Regions from separate parts of the Mus musculus genome. Here region 2 is linked to region 1. The links are chromatin loops, found by intact Hi-C in ENCODE. Cell type or tissue: heart. All regions are shown on one strand.

What was found. Peaks named below come from ENCODE experiments on the same cell type or tissue, not always from the same donor. Only the 100,000 strongest peaks of a DNase experiment are listed, where the experiment ranks them.
Region 2: a loop joins it to region 1, with 2.5 times the contacts of the local background. A loop is called at or near these places in 3 of 42 quality-filtered maps.

What each region holds. Positions count from the first base shown.
Region 1 is chr3:129,631,105-129,639,104 of GRCm38, reverse strand. It overlaps Elovl6 (ELOVL family member 6, elongation of long chain fatty acids (yeast)), which reads right to left. Exons shown (of 5, transcript NM_130450.2): 5 at 610-6,045. The coding sequence ends at 5,615. Among named protein-coding and RNA genes, the nearest start is that of Gm35986, 100 kb to the right of the region's middle. In heart, a CTCF peak has its summit at 4,389 (motif pointing right); no DNase peak of the experiment used is centred here; H3K27ac peaks cover 367 bases.
Region 2 is chr3:129,418,411-129,426,410 of GRCm38, reverse strand. It overlaps Gm35787 (a long non-coding RNA gene), which reads right to left and starts at 3,293. Exons shown (of 5, transcript XR_376058.2): 1 at 3,203-3,293; 2 at 2,230-2,296. In heart, a CTCF peak has its summit at 4,315 (motif pointing right); no DNase peak of the experiment used is centred here.

The sequences.
Region 1 (8,000 bases):
ACTGGATTTTTCAATTTATATTCAACTTTTTTTTAAAAGATTTATTTATTTTATGTATATGAGTATGCTGTAACTGTCTTCAGGCACACTAGAAGAGGGCATCTGACCCCATTACAGATGGTTGTGAGCCACCATGAATTGAACTCAGGAACTCTGGAAGAGCAGTCAGTGCTCTTAACCACTGCCATCTCTCCAGCCCCCTACATCGGACTTCTTGTCAAATGAATGGGTATAGCAAAATTGCAATGTCTAAGGGGATGTTATCTCTATATTTGCCTCCACCACAGCGGTTTTAACTGGAGTCTATTTCATTTATCTCAGAAAGACTTCATGAAGAGCCAAAAGGCAATGTGAACAGTGTCATCTGTAAGATGCTGTAACCATGAAAGGCGTTCTGGAGGAGCTAGGTACCTTGTGGAATTGACACCCACATGTTCATAGTCCTTGTATGTCATTGGTGGGTCGCCAGAGAAAGCAAGAGCAATCTTAGCCACTCGTGTATTCTATCAGCACATGGATATAGGAATGACTTTCCAGAGAATTCTGGATGGCCTACAGTGTCCTCTTTGGACCGCTCCAGACCAGAAAACAACAAAGAACTAGAAACAGTTTTAAATCAAAAGTTATGATGACTTTATTTTAAATCTTAATACACCAAAAATATTTTTCAATGTTGTGAGATAAGCACTTGAAAATAAGAATTCCAACACTGCTGTGATTTCGCTGTGAGGCTTGATAGTGAATTTTCCCTCTGAATATGGGTTTAGGGCCTAGGAAGCAGAATGCCAGTCATTTTCCAAGTAGCAGTGAGCTAAGCCCAGCCCGGTCATGCTCAGACCCACACTTAACTGAAATATTCACACTAGGAGGCGGCACCACCAGGCAACACCTTGATCAACCAGGAGAACAAAAGTCTGAAGTGCCACCAAGCATTGGGGAAATGATATTGTTTAGATGCTAGTGAGTCAGGTTCTTTCAAATGTGTCCTAACTGGGTTGCAAACATAGTTGCATCCTTATTTGAGGACCAATCAGCTAGGACAACTTGACTATAATACAATTGTTTTGTGGGTGGACATGGACAACTGGTGAGTGACACAGAAATATCTGGATTTGGCTTTGCTTGACCTGCAATCAAAGTACAGCTTCCAAGACTTCCCCCAACCAACCACCTAGGCGCTGCACCCACCAGTACAACTCTAGGAAATGTTTGTGGGAAGATGGAAGCGTGGGTATCCATGCTCTGAGAATCCTAGTTTTCAAAGCATCTGGGGATGGGGACAATACCAGATTATACAACAGGCTTTTGGGTTTTCTATGATACTTGGAGCAGGTGGACTTTTAACTGGCCCTTTCATCTGTGGTTCCTGCTTTATGGCTCACGAATGTTTCTTCTAAGCACAGTCTGTCACAACAGGCACTGAGAATTCTTGTACAGGCACCGACATCTGTTTTGTGTCACTATCGGGTACAGAGGATGGCGGCCCAATGACTAACTAGGATAACAGAGCTTCATTCAGCGGGTTCAGACAAAATAGGACGTCCTTGTTTTATTAGATGTCACTTCAATATGCAGAGGTGACATATATGTTGTGAATTCTCACCCAAATCACTTTCTGATGGCTGGGATCTCAGGCACCAGGAAATGGGAGCTGTGTGATCATAAGCTGTAGATCACATGGCCACAGACTCTACTGTTGTCCCAAACTGATAGCAAAATAGCTGTTATCAAAACAAAGACTGGAAAAGGATGCATTTGAAGGCTAGAAAGTTCTGGGCTGTCATCATGATCTCCTCACAACTGTCTCTAGCATTGACACTTCACAAAGAACTGTGTCTAGACACCGATCCTGCCAATGCAACTCAGAGTGTGGTGGAGTCTGGGGGGTGGAGCCTACTCGGTCTCTTCTTCTAGGAACTCACTTGACACTGAGGCAATCCAATAGTCAAAGACCCATTACCTATGCCCGGAGGTTGTAGAGTGTGCCAGGGCTGACTTGGTGTCTGTATCTGGCAGTTCTTGAGCAAAAGCTCCTCTCGTCAGAACAAGATAGTAACTAGACACTCCCAGGTAACTGAGCAGCCTGGGAAGGTAGCCAGACTTCTGGAACATTCTACCTTAGTGTCATGGTGCCTTGTAACTCCGTGACAGGCTTATCTTACCATGAAGATATAAAACAAATGAACAAAAACAACAGTCTGTGGTTATCTTCTCTGGAAGTGTTTTCCTAGGCTCCTGTAGATATCCCACCCACATGAAACTTCTGCCTGAGCTACATTGGTCAATCGGTCTCATAAAGACAGCGGGAGGATTAATAAACCTGCTTTCCCCTGCAGCAATGAATATGGATTTCCCCTCCAGTCTTGACTTTCTATAGTGCAGAAGGATTAGAAAGATGGGGGGTTGGGAGGGGGGGAAGGGCACTGCTTGATCTAAATCAATACTTTGGCCTGGCATTGGATATAAATACAATAAATAAATAATAATGATAGTTGTTGTTTCTCCTCACAGTTGACACTAGAAGGTCCAGATAAAAATCTCCTACTGTGTGAATGGAGTGATTCTCACTAGAATTTCATTGCAAACTCAACACATTTGAGTTGATGCTCAGACCTAGTGACCGCACTGCGTTTATATGAAACCTTGGATTTGTGTTCATTCAATCCAGGAATTAAGTTTTCACCACACTGGGATTGGAATGCAGCGAGAAATCTTCAATAGAAAGATAATCTATTGCAGCATAGTGGGGCAGCTACAAAAACTTGCTTGCCCGGAATGTTCACTGACAGCAGTATTATCTACGTGGCAGTCAATTCTGGCAGGTTTTAGATGTGTCATAGGCCAGTGGTCCAGCCTCGTATCTTGATACAATTAGAGCAGCTAAGCTGATATGTTAAAAACTGTGTGCTGAGCCTATATCAGAATTCTGTGTTTTTAAAAAAACATGTGGCTTTTTCTTCCCATGGTGAACACTGGAATTGCCTGTAGCTACAGTTTAGCTGGTTTGGAAACTTAATTATTATATACTCATCCTGCGAATGAAAAGTCTAAGTTATTTTACAAGTGGAGAGAGCATGAAGCGAAGAACACTGAGACTAAAGTGCTTTGGAAGCATAGCTTAGTCGTTTTAAAGTTTATGCTTATGAGATTTCCATATTGTACCTGTATTCTATGGTAAATATCTAAATTAAACTGAACCGACCAGAGGAGCCTCAGGCTGGCCTTTTGATTAGACTCAATTCAACTGATAGGTGGCTTCTTGGTTTTCATTATCTTGCTCACTTTCTTCCATAAGGCAAGGGAAAGGCTTATTATTGTACACTATTGTGCATTTACAAAGCTCAAAGGAACAAGTACACCCTAAGATTCCACTGGACAGAGTGGCTTCTAGACTTTCATCTCCGGTTAACTTCTACCCCAAGTAAGAAAACATCCCTCCAACCACGTCCCGTCCATCAGCCACCACACAATGGTAACATGAAAGCCACAGCTGACTCCCGCCCCCGCCTGGCTCCCTTCCCTGGTCGTTCAGTTATGACTTGATCTACATGGGTCCTTTGTCTACCCTTGATCCCATTCCCACAGAAGGGAATCAGATTTTATTCTTTTCCAATTCCACACGTAAACAAGCCACACGAAAACACCCCTGTCATCTCTCACAGGAAGGCTGCTGAGCAGCTGTTCCATGAATGACAGCACAATTAAAGCTAAAATAATATAAAAATAATTTGAAAAAAAATCCCTTTTACTGTACACTCTCAAGTAAAGGAAGATAGGTGATAGTTTCTGCTAGCCAAAAATCGTGTTACTATTGATTTGAGCTTTATAGCTCCGTGTACCTCACGTACGTGGCTATGTGTGTATAATCTACGTGGTGTAGCAGCCTCTAATTGTTTCTGCTAGTTTGCCTAATCATTAAACTACTTAACCAATTAGAATACTATTATATCACATTGAACAACTTTATGTAATTGCGTCTTTGAAATATTAGGAACATCGACACATTTATTTGGCTTGTAGAGGACTGAAATATTACAGTTAACATTGTCTAGCTTGCTTCTTTCTTTCTTTCTTTTTCTTTCTTTCTTTCTTTCTTTCTTTCTTTCTTTCTTTCTTTCTTTCTTTCTTTCTTTCTTTCTCTTTCTTTCTTTCAGAATATGGCTCTTAATACATTGACTTTCTGAGTTCTCAAGTGAAAGTCACTTAAAAAATTTATGACGCTTACTTGAAGCATAGAGGTTCTCTCTCTCTTCTGATTTGGTCAAATATATGTCAGGTGTTTGACAGCACTTAGAACTTAGGGTTTAATCTCCGCAGGCCCTTAGTGGTCAGTTATTTCAACCTACTGTGAAGTGTTTGTTGAAGCTTCTCACTAAGCCAGCAGAGGGCACTTCTCAAGCCTCTGCACTGCTGAAGGGAGCAAATGCAGAGGCTGCAGAAACACAGTGTTTACCCCAAATCAGGCAGAGCCCTGCAGATCTGTGTTTGAAAGTCACAAAAATATAGAAAGCACAGAGTGTGTCACAGGGCCTCATTTAGAAAGCCAGGATTATGTGTGAGGTCGAACAGGGAGGGAGGCGAACACGCTGTCTGCACATTGGATGAATCCGGCTCTAGTCTCTGCCCATAGCCCTTCCTCCCTGTTCAGCTCCAGGGACGATGGGCTGGCATTTGTTACACATGGTACAAGACTCCATTTTCAAGCCAGCCAGCTGAGCTTCTTCCCTTTCAGTTCTGCATTTACTCCTCCGTCCTAAAGTTTGGGGCAACTGAACAACGGATGCTTGAATTCTCGTCGGAGAGCAGAAATAACAGTTGTCAGTGTGGTGTTTCAACTACAGGGGTTTCTTTCTCCCAGTAATAAAGTATCATGGGGGAAGTACTGTCCTGTGTTTGGTTGTAGCGAACATACAAGCCCTGAGGCTGTGCAGAAGGGGAAAGGCTCTACCTCTTTACTTTCAGTTGCAGTAAAAATAATTAAGACATCTTTTATCAAGGAGTTACAAGCTCACCTTTCTTTAAAAGGCCTAGCCTTTTGCAAAAGCATTGCTGTCCCAGATAGAAACCCTGTCTCTCCCATGTTTATCTTTTCTTTTAGCTCTGGTTTCGTGTTGAAAAGATTGCGTGTGTGTGTGTGTGTGTGTGTGTGTGTGTGTGTGTGTGTGTGCTCACATCGTTTGAAAAGGGGAAACTCCTTTATCCTTAGAGAAAAACAAAACAAAACAAAACAAAACAAAACAAAAAGGCTGAGTAGATTCCTCCCCCCACCTGCTTCCTGCAGTGTTTTGCTGGCCGTCCACTAATCTCTGCCCAATCTCTTTGCCCGTGGCTGCCTTTGCATCTAGTGTGTTCTAGAGTTGACAGGCCAGAGGGAAGGGGTCCCCTCAGCAGCCGTGCTTTGAGATAAGAGTTGCACTCAGCGAGTCCTCACCCAGAAAGGATCATAAACTTACAACCTAATCTTCAGTCCCAAGCTGCCTTGGGCCTCGTGCCTGCTCATACGGATGTTTTGTTTTGTTTTAGCTGCACCATATGGGATTCCTTGTGCCATTTTTCTTTTGTCGATTATTTTTCGTGATGACCCTGAGCTATGACTTCCTCCTCAGCCCTGACACTACTCAGCCTTCGTGGCTTTCTTCACTTTGCCGATGTAGGCCTCAAAGAAGAAATGGCAGAAGAGCACAAGGTAGCTGAGGTACATGAGCGAGGACCAGAAGATGTTCTGAAAGTGGGAGTAGCACTGGTCGTTGTCATGCTGCATCCAGTTGAAGACCAGGTAGTTAATGACACAGCCCATCAGCATCTGAGTGATCTGGGACAAGGTGATGAACATGGCAAACTTCCGGGAGACTCGGAAACCCGCAGCCCGCAAGGCGTAGTAAGAGTACATGACGGCATGCACGCCATAGTTCATAGTCATGAACCAACCACCCCCAGCGACCATGTCTTTGTAGGAGTACCAGGAGTACAGGAGCACAGTGATGTGGTGGTACCAGTGCAGGAAGATCAGTTTCTGTTTCCTCAGAATGATGAATATCGTGTCACCTGGAAGACAAAGAGCGGAACAAAGCCTCGTGAGTGAAGAAGACCAAGGCCGGCTCTAAGGAGCAGACATCTTGAACAAGCAAGACAAGGCTACTCTTCGAGATCGTCCACAGAACATCATACCTGAAACAGACAGCACCAAGCAGATTCAACCATATATATAACAGAAAAGATGACCAGAAGGGGGACAGGTGACTGCTCTCAAAGCAAGTACGACCAGGTAGCAGACTGAAGTGCAAACTCAAGTGCCCAACCAAATACTCCAAGATTTCATGACAGAAAAACGGAACCAGGACAACCCAAGGCTTACCCCTCACATACTTGGTGGATGGCCTAGAGTTCTTGATGCAGTCAAGGCCTAGTAATGCTGGACCTTGGGAAGCCTCAAGCTTCTGAGGGCTCTGGTGCCATCAGTCCCTGTTGCATTTACCAGAGCTGTTATTTATTTCCCTACTGAATTATTAAACCTAATAACTTTATATTTGTCTAAAACGGAAAGCCAAGTTGCCAGTGGTAACGTTTCTAAGCCTAGTACAAAATTTCTATTGAAATCCTCTGCTCTCTTGTGGGATGCTGATTTTATTGATGACTATAAGGACAGAAATGACAGAAGGCGATGGCCACTCTCATACGTATACTTAAGGGCCAAACTCTCCTTGCTACTACTATACCGCTCTGTGCCTTCCTTTCCTTTCTGGACTATAATGTAGACACAACACTTCTGGCTCACCTTTGTTAGTAGTGGAAAGGTAGAAGTCTAAGGAATTCCATCTTCAAAACTAATCTAGTCAGTTCTAATCAAGATGGTTTTTAATGAGTCTCTTAATATTCATTAAAAATATCAATTTGATACAATACTCAATTGTAGTAAAAGCAATTTGTCCTAAAACAATAAGCACTTCATCCTGCCTTACTCTTTAAATACCATCCTATCACATCACTCTTGCGTGAGGAACTTCTTATCTAACAAGACAGGGCCTGCATTACTGAAGTACTCTGTGCTCTCTCCTGTCTGTACGCTGGAGAGTCTCAGTAGGGCTGATTACTTTGGGAGGAGTGTAAGAAAGGGAGAACGATCTGTCATGAAGTCTTGAAAACAATAGCCACGTAAATTTACACCGAGTCTTTTACAGAACTCATGTTCAGGATGGTAGAAGCTGAGGGTAACTAGCTCCCTTCAATGGTTCTGAGCAGTGCTACTCAGAGCCATACCAAAGTTATTGTCCTTAGTACACACATTGAGTATGCTGGTTTCCCATAACATACCCTGAGGTTCCGGAAGGTCCAACCATGACTCCAAGGACTTTGCTATTACTATTTAGTTAGAGCCTTGCCTTTTGATGCAAATAGAGTTCTTCTGATGAAACAGCCCAGAATCATTTTCCATTTTCCTGAGTCATACCAAATCATGGAGTTTGCAGAAATGGCAAAAACTGTAGAGGAACTAAGAAATGCATGATAGCCCCAAAGACTGTGATGGGTTTGATGTTGGCCAGCCTATCTTTTTTGAGCAAATAAATATGCCTTGGTATGGAATTGGGGCTGGCCAAGTATAAACAAAGGGTGTTGATTTCTTGAAGGTGTCTGCTTTGTCATTTTTCTTTGTTACCTCTGACTCATGATCCTGCTTATGGCGAGTCCTACAACCATTGGCCCAGTTATTTTCAGCCAAGAGACAGCTAGCATTCAAGCCATAGAGTTTCTTATATCCAAGATCTCTGTGTGCCTATGGAAGTCAATAGCAACTCTTCTCCCAAGGCTGTCACAGCCACCGAGAGATGTGCTGATGCAACTCTGTGTATGTGGCTTGTCACAGACAGCTGAGCTCCTCTTGGAAGAGTTAGCTGAAGGACTGCTGAGTTGGCACTTCAAAACAACAATAAACTCAACTGAGCAAGGGCCTGGACTCAGAGCAGATGTTTCCAAGTTGTAACAGAAGCAAATCTCAGCAGGTT
Region 2 (8,000 bases), 210 kb after region 1:
CTATCTTTGTTTATTTGAGACAGAGTCTCTCTACTTAGCTTTGGCTGTCTTGGAACTTCCTATGTAGATCAGGCTGGCCTGAGACTCACAGAGAGCTAGCTGGCCTTGCTTCTGGAGTATTGAGATTAAAGACATGTGACACAGTGCCCACTTTACCCTTGTTTGTATCTTTCTCTGTCCTCTCATATCCAAGTTACAGCAGCCCAGTCACTCTCATCTCCTCCACCACTGTCTTTCCCATGGGATATTACTGAATTAGCAGAGGTCCTCCCCCTGCCTTTGGTCCTCCCCCTCCTCTATTAATTGTGTTGCCAGAGTCATTCTGGAAAAACAACTCAAAGGGTTATTCCTTTAAGACACATGACAAGGCACTTTGGAGTAAAATGGTAGGACATTTGGGAATTATTTTTAAAGACCAGGGCAAGAATCACTGGTATTGAAGTGAAGGGAGATGAAATAAGATCATCTCCTCTCCATTTTCATCCCTCTTTTTCCATACTCTTTTCCATTTTTCTCCTCCCTTTTCTGTTCTCCCTTTTTTCTTTTAATTTCTTCTCTTTTAATCTTTTCTTCTTTTTTTTCCTGTTCAGTTGTTATTTTATTTTTCTTCTTCCCTTTTTTTTAGTGAAAGTTAATCACTTTTCCAGCCCTGATTTAGCATATTCAAGGATGAGTGGGAAGTCGACCACTTGTCCCTTTCTCTAGCTCAGGACATCTGAGCTTCTTGATTGATGAATGTTGGTTTGGGTTTAAAAATATCCCCTCCTTACTCTGCCTCCCTCCTTGCTCCCACCTTTCCTCTGTCCATCTGTCCATGTGCCTTCCTTTATTCCCTCCTTCCCTCTCTTTCCTAGTCTCTCTTTAAGATGGGATCTTACTCTATTCCAGGCTGGCCTCAAACTCACAACGCTCCTTCTGTCTTATTCTTCAGTAAACCATAATGATATAAGTATGTGAAAAAGTCATGAAGAAGGTCATTGTTCAGGGCTGTTGTAGACATGAACTCATAAGCAGCTGTAACTGCATGCGCAAGACCTGCACAAGATCCAAGCCAGCCAATATCGCAGCATGGATGGGGAGGAGCTCACAAAGCCCCACCCCCACCAGAGGCGCTATTGGCAACTGAGAGTTTTTACAGTACACTGTGTTGTCCCTTAAGAATAAAGGTGTGAGAAGGACCAGGGTAATTAGACTGATTAAAAAAAACCAAGCTGGCAGTGGTAAAAACAAAAGTACAAGAAGTTGGTTGGAAAGAGTGGCGGGTAGCACATGGGAGGAGCTGCAGGAGAGGAAGCGAGGGGTATATTTGATCAACATACATTATATGTACATATAAAATTACGTGTTGTTTGTTTCTTTGTTTGTTTTTGAGACAGGATTTCTCTGTGTACATTCCTGGCTTGTTCTGAAACACTCTATAGCCCAGGCCAGCCTCGAACTCACAGATATCTGCCTGCCTCTGCACTCTTGAGTGCTGGGATTAAAGGCATGTGCCGCCGCCACCAGGCTGAAATTCTCAAACAGTGATTTTTTTTTTTTTTTTTTTTAAAGAAAGGCAGGCTGGAGACAGATGGATCAGAGGTTAAGAGCACTGGTTGCTCTTCCAGAGGACCCTGGTTCAATGACCAGCACCCACATGGCAGCAGCTCACAACTGCCTGTAACTCCAGTTCTAGAGGATCTTCCTGCCACCTTCACACAGACATACACCAGTCTGTGCAGGCAAAACATCAATGCATATAAAAATGAATAAATCTTAAAAAAATAGAAAAGCAGAGAAAGTCATTGTGCTAAGAAAAAAACAACTTAAAAAGGTGAGAAAATACGGGTAACCATCAAAGCTGGATATGTGCTTCATTATTAATATTTCATTACTAATATTTTGTGTTTAAAATGTCCACAATGTTTGTTTTTTAATGAGGGGGGGAGGGAGAGAGGGAGAAAGAGAGTGGGGGAAGGGAGACAGGGAGGAAGGGAAAGAGGGGGAGGGAGAGAGGAAGAGAGGGGGAATGAGAGAGGGAGAGGGAGAAGGGAGGGGGAAGGGAGGGGAGAGAGAAAGGGGGAGGGGGGAGAGGGGGAGGGGGAGAGGGATGTGGATCTGGTAGCAGTTGGGGGAGGGAGACAATAACTACAATATATCACACACAAAAAGTCCATTTAACGAAAAAAATGTCCACAATGAAAAGATTTAAAAAAAAAAAAAAAGATGTAAGCCAGTTTTCATGCTCACGCTGTTCAGATGAAAGGGCAGAGTCCTTTCTCCTCTCTGTCCATTGAATGTGTTCCCTGGGCATCCGCTGCAAGAAAACCAACAAAACAGCCCTTATGGCCTGCCCTTGTAGACTTTCCGTCTCTTAAGTCTTTGCTAAAGTTCCCACTCTCTCCATCTGTTTTCCTCCACTTCTGTTATTTTTCATCAAGATGAGCTTCACACATCCCATAGTTATCTTTAAGTGCATGGGTAGAGCATGCAGTGTCATGGACACACTACCCCTAGCATGCCCTGAAACATTTACCACCCAGAAGAAAAGAATCACTATGTTCTTAAGAGGTCACTCCTTCAGTGTCACTCACCCCAGATTGGAGGCTCCACATTCCTGTACCTTTTCTTGCTATATTTTTTGTCTATAGATTCATTTCTATTTTATTATTTCTTACAGCCCAGTACCAAGAGCTAGGTATCTTAGAGTTCTGGAGGCTGGATCCATGAGATCAAGATCACAGGTTGGTTCTTTGTGCAGGCTGGGAAGGACAGTCTGCCCATTCTTCTCCTCTAGCTCCTGACACTTGGCTGGAGACTGAGCCTCATGCATGCTATGCAGTGCTCCCTGAGTCACAGCCACAGTTCTGTTAGTGCTCTGTGGTGCTCCTTAACAGCGTATTGCCCTGATCTTAGACCCCCTCTTCACACGCAGCCCTCCTAGGTCCACGTTCCCCTCATCCACAGAGGCTAAGTTATATCGGATTACAGGCCAGCCACACTCCATTATGATCTGACAGTCTCTTGAGTGTATCTGCGGTGAAATTACTTCCAGATAAAGTTATTGTCTGAGGCACTGGGGGTTTGGATCTCAGAAAATGAATTTGTGGGAAGGGCATAGTTGATATACAGTTTGGTGTATGTCTTAGTAAGGGTTTCTAGTCCTGCACAAAACATCATGACCAAAAAACACATTGTGGAGGAAAGGGTTTATTCACCTTACCCTTCCATGTTGTTGTTCAACACCAAAGGAAGTCAGGACTGGAACTCAAGTAGGTCAGGAAGCAGGAGCTGATGCAGAGACTATGGAGGGATGTTACTTACTGGCTTGTTTCCCCTGGCTTGCTCAGCTTGCTTTTTTATAGAACTCAAGACTACCAGCCCAGGGATGGCACCACCCACTATGGGCCCTTTCAGACTTGATCACTAATTGAGAAAATGCCTTACAGCTAGATCTCATGGAGGGCTTTTTTTTTTTTTTTTTCTCAAGGGAGGCTCCTTTCTCTGTGATAACTCTGGCTTGTGTCAAGTTGATACTCAGAACCAGCCAGGACAGTGTACCACATAGTTTGTCGTGTTTATTATTTATTTCTCTCCAGTTGCTTACCAGTTGCCATGAAGGCAGGGATGGTCTCTCCTCTTCACCTACTTGTGCAATGGCTGAACAACTAAAGACCGGAACAGAACTTCCTAGAAGAAATAGATGTCTGTTGGGGATCCTTCTGAATCACCGGTCATCTAGAACAGAACCTCACACCTGGCAGGAACTTAGTATGTGCCTGTTAGATGGACCGTTGACATTTGGAGTCAGATGGGCGACACTCCGTGACGAGCAGTGTCTACTATAACCAGTTACACAGACAAAGCAAGACATTTTTACTTATAAAAGTCAAGATGTGAGATCTGAAGGAAGTATCAGAGCACATTTGCTTGCGGTGGCTAGTTATGATCTTAAGGGTATACCATACCAGAAAAACTAGAATTGCTACAATAACTCTTCCCTCAAGCTTCCAGAGATAAGATCTTCTACATTTCCACACATGAACCATTCCCTTGCTCTGTGGCACATTTACATCAGTTACATAGTAACCAGCCAAACTTTTTTTTAATGTTACAAAATTTATATTTTTGTAAAATAAACACAGGTAGAATAGCTTAGTTCGTGTACTGTATGCTACAATACAAAAGCCTTCAGTTAACACAGAAAGACATTCCCAGAAAGAGAAAGATGGGAGATGGAGAAGGGGAGGAAAATAGATTGCTAGGTGAAAAGTTTCATATGAAAATGTGGGAAATAGATCAGAGTTCATAAACTATTAAAATGCTTTAGCGAGGCATGCCAATGGGCTCAGCAGACAGCAGGTGGCGCTCTTCCATCTTGGAGCGGCCATCTACCATGGGGGAGGGGGGGGGAGAATGAAAGTAATCTGCACTCTTAGTATTATAATTGGGGCAAATGATACAGACTTCCGGATTCTTTTGTTGTGTGATCATTTTTGTAGCTGTACTTTCACAGTAAGCTAGGCGCAGCCATTCTCTCTCATGATGGAGGTTTAGGAAAAGTAAAGAACAGGATAGATAAAGGTTGAAATGGGTTACAGCTTATTTTAAGAGTTGAGTGTCAGCCGGGCATGGTGGCGCACGCCTTTAATCCCAGCACTTAGGAGGCAGAGGCAGGTGGATTTCTGAGTTCGAGGCCAGCCTGGTCTACAAAGTGAGTTCCAGGACAGCCAGGGCTATACAGAGAAACCCTGTCTCGAAAAACCAAAAAAAAAAAAAAAAAAAAAAAAAAAAAAAAAAAAGAGTTGAGTGTCTGCTTAACTGGTTGGTGCTCACCTCACATCCCTCGGAAGGAGGGCTGGTGCTTACCATACATCCAGTGCAGTTCTATACACTCAGTTAACAAAATTTATAGAGATTCCTATTGTAACAGGGGAAGAATGACAGCAAAAGCATAAAGTTAGAAAACTATGCCCTAGGGGCCGTAGAGATGGATCAGCAGGTTAGGAGAGTGTGTGGCTTTTCCAGAGGACTTGAGTTTGGTTCCCAGCACCCACGTGGGGCAGAGGACCACTGCTGCAGCTCCAGGTCTAGGAATCCAGTGTGCCCTTCTTCTGGTCTCCACAAAAGCACAGCATGCAGAGTGCACAAACTCCTCTCTCTCACTCTTTCTCTCTCTCTCTCTCTCTCTCTCTCTCTCTCTCTCTCTCTCTCTCTCACACACACACACACACACACACACACACACACTTTAAAGGAAAACTAACATCCTTAAAAGAGTGAGAGAAAATAATACAATATATTGAAAAACATTGCCAGTCACAAGTCCCTTCCGGGCACCAGCACCGGGTCACCTTGAGCGTGGAGTCGGTGGACACCCCCAACGTCCCTAGAGGACAGCTTCTGAGGCAGGCCCAGTTTTGGGCTCCAGATATCTGGGCACCTTCCCTGCCAGAGGACAGGTGCCCTCCCTGTCTGGGAGGGCTTTGCCTGAGTACTTGGGGAAGCCATTTTGGTTCCTGGATTCCTCTGAGATTAGTCTGCAAAGGTGAGAGTGTGGACTACAGAAGCTAACAGCTTCTGGGACAGGTCCTATTTCAGGCCTTCATCTTCTGCCAGGAGGCAGGTCCAAACGTCAGATATCTGTGCACCTTCCCTGCAAGAGGAGAGCTTGCCTGCAGAGAGTGCTCAGACCACTGAAACTCAGGAGAGAGCTTGTCTCCCAGGTCTGCTGATAGAGGCTAACAGAATCATGGGAGGAACAAGCTCTAACCAGAGACAACTATAACAACTAACTCCAGAGATTACCAGATGACAAAAGGCAAACGTAAGAATCTCACTAACAGAAACCAAGACCACTCACCATCATCAGAATGCAGCACTCCCACCTCACCCAGTCCTGGGCACCCCAACACACCCGAAAACCTAGACCCGGATTTAAAGGCATATCTCATGATTATGGTAGAGGACATCAAGAAGGACTTTAATAACTCACTTAAAGAAATACAGGAGAACACTGCTAAAGAGTTACAAGTCCTTAAAGAAAAACAGGAAAACACAACCAAACAGATAGAAGTCCTTAAAGAAAAACAGGAAAGCACATCCAAACAGGTGATGGAAATGACCAAAACCATACTAGACCTAAAAAGGGAAGTAGACACAATATAGAAAACCCAAAGTGAGGCAATGTTGGAGATAGAAACCCTAGGAAAGAAATCTGGAACCATAGATACGAGCATCAGCAACAGAATACAAGAGATGGAAGAAAGAATCTCAGGTGCAGAGGATTCCATAGAGAACATCTGCACAACAATCAAAGAAAATGCAAAATGCAAAAAAATCCTAACTCAAAACATCCAGGAAATCCAGGACACAATGAGAAGACCAAACCTATGGATAATAGGAGTAGATGAGGATGAAAATTTTCATCTTAAAGGGCCAGCAAATATCTTCAACAAAATTATAGAAGAAAACTTCCCAAACCTAAAGAAAGAGATGCCCATGAACATACAAGAAGCCTTCAGAACTCAAAATAGACTGGATCAGAAAAGAAATTCCTCCCGACACATAATAATCAGAAAAAAATGCACTAAATAAAGATAGAATATTAAAAGTAATAAGGGACCAAAAAATGCCCAGGACCAGATGGGTTTAGTGCAGAGTTCTATCAGACTTTCAAAGAAGATCTAATTCCAGTTCTGCACAAACTATTCCACAAAATAGAAGTAGAAGGCACTCTACCCAACTCATTCTATGAAGCCACTATTACTCTGATACCTAAACCACAGAAAGATCCAACAATGATAGAAAACTTCAGACCAATTTCCCTTATGAATATTGATGCAAAAATACTCAATAAAATTTTCGCTAACCGAAACCAAGAACACATTAAAACAATCATCCATCCTGACCAAGCAGGTTTTATTCCAGGGATGCAGGGATGGTTTAATGTATGGAAATCCATCAACGTAATCCATTATATAAACAAACTCAAAGACAAAAAACACATGATCATCTCCTTAGTCACGGAGAAAGCATTCAACAAGATCCAACACCCATTCATGATAAAAGTCTTAGAAAGATCAGGAATTCAAGGCCTATACCTAAACACGATAAAAGCAATCTACAGCAAACCAGTAGCCAACATCAAAGTAAATGGTGAGAAGCTGGAAGCAATCCCACTAAAATCAGGGATGGACAGGCTGCCCACTTTCTCCATACCTATTCAACATTGTACTTGAAGTCCTAGCCAGAGCTTTTTGACAACAAAAGGAGATCAAGGGGATACAAATTGGAAAAGAAGAAGTCAAAATATCACTTTTTGCAGATGATATGATAGTATATATAAGTGACCCTAAAAATTCCACCAGAGAACTCCTAAACCTGATAAACAGCTTCGGTGAAGTAGCTAGATATAAAATTAACTCAAACAAGTCAATGGCCTTTCTCTACACAAAGAATAAACAAGCTGAGAAAGAAATTAGGGAAACAACACCCTTCTCAATAGTCACAAATAATATAAAATATCTTGGTGTGACTCTAACTAAGGAAGTGAAAGATCTGTATGATAAGAACTTCAAGTATCTGAAGAAAGAAAGTAAAGAAGATCTCAGAAGATGGAAAGATCTCCCATGCACATGGATTGGCAGGATCAACATTGTAAAAATGGCTATCTTGTTAAAAGCAATCTACAGATTCAATGCAATCCCCATCAAAATTTCAACTCAATTCTTCAACGAACTAGAAAGAGCAATCTTCAAATTCATCTGGAATAACAAAAAACCTAGGCTAGCAAAAACTCTACTCAAGGATAAAAGAACCTCTGGTGGAATCACCATGCCTGACCTAAAGCTTTACTACAGAGCAATTGTGATAAAAAACTGCATGGTACTGGTATAGCGACAGACAAGTAGACCAATGGAATAGAATTGAAGACCCAGAAATGAACCCACACACCTATGGTCACTTGATCTTTGACAGGGAGCTAAAGCCATCCAGTGGAAAAAAGACAGCATTTCCAA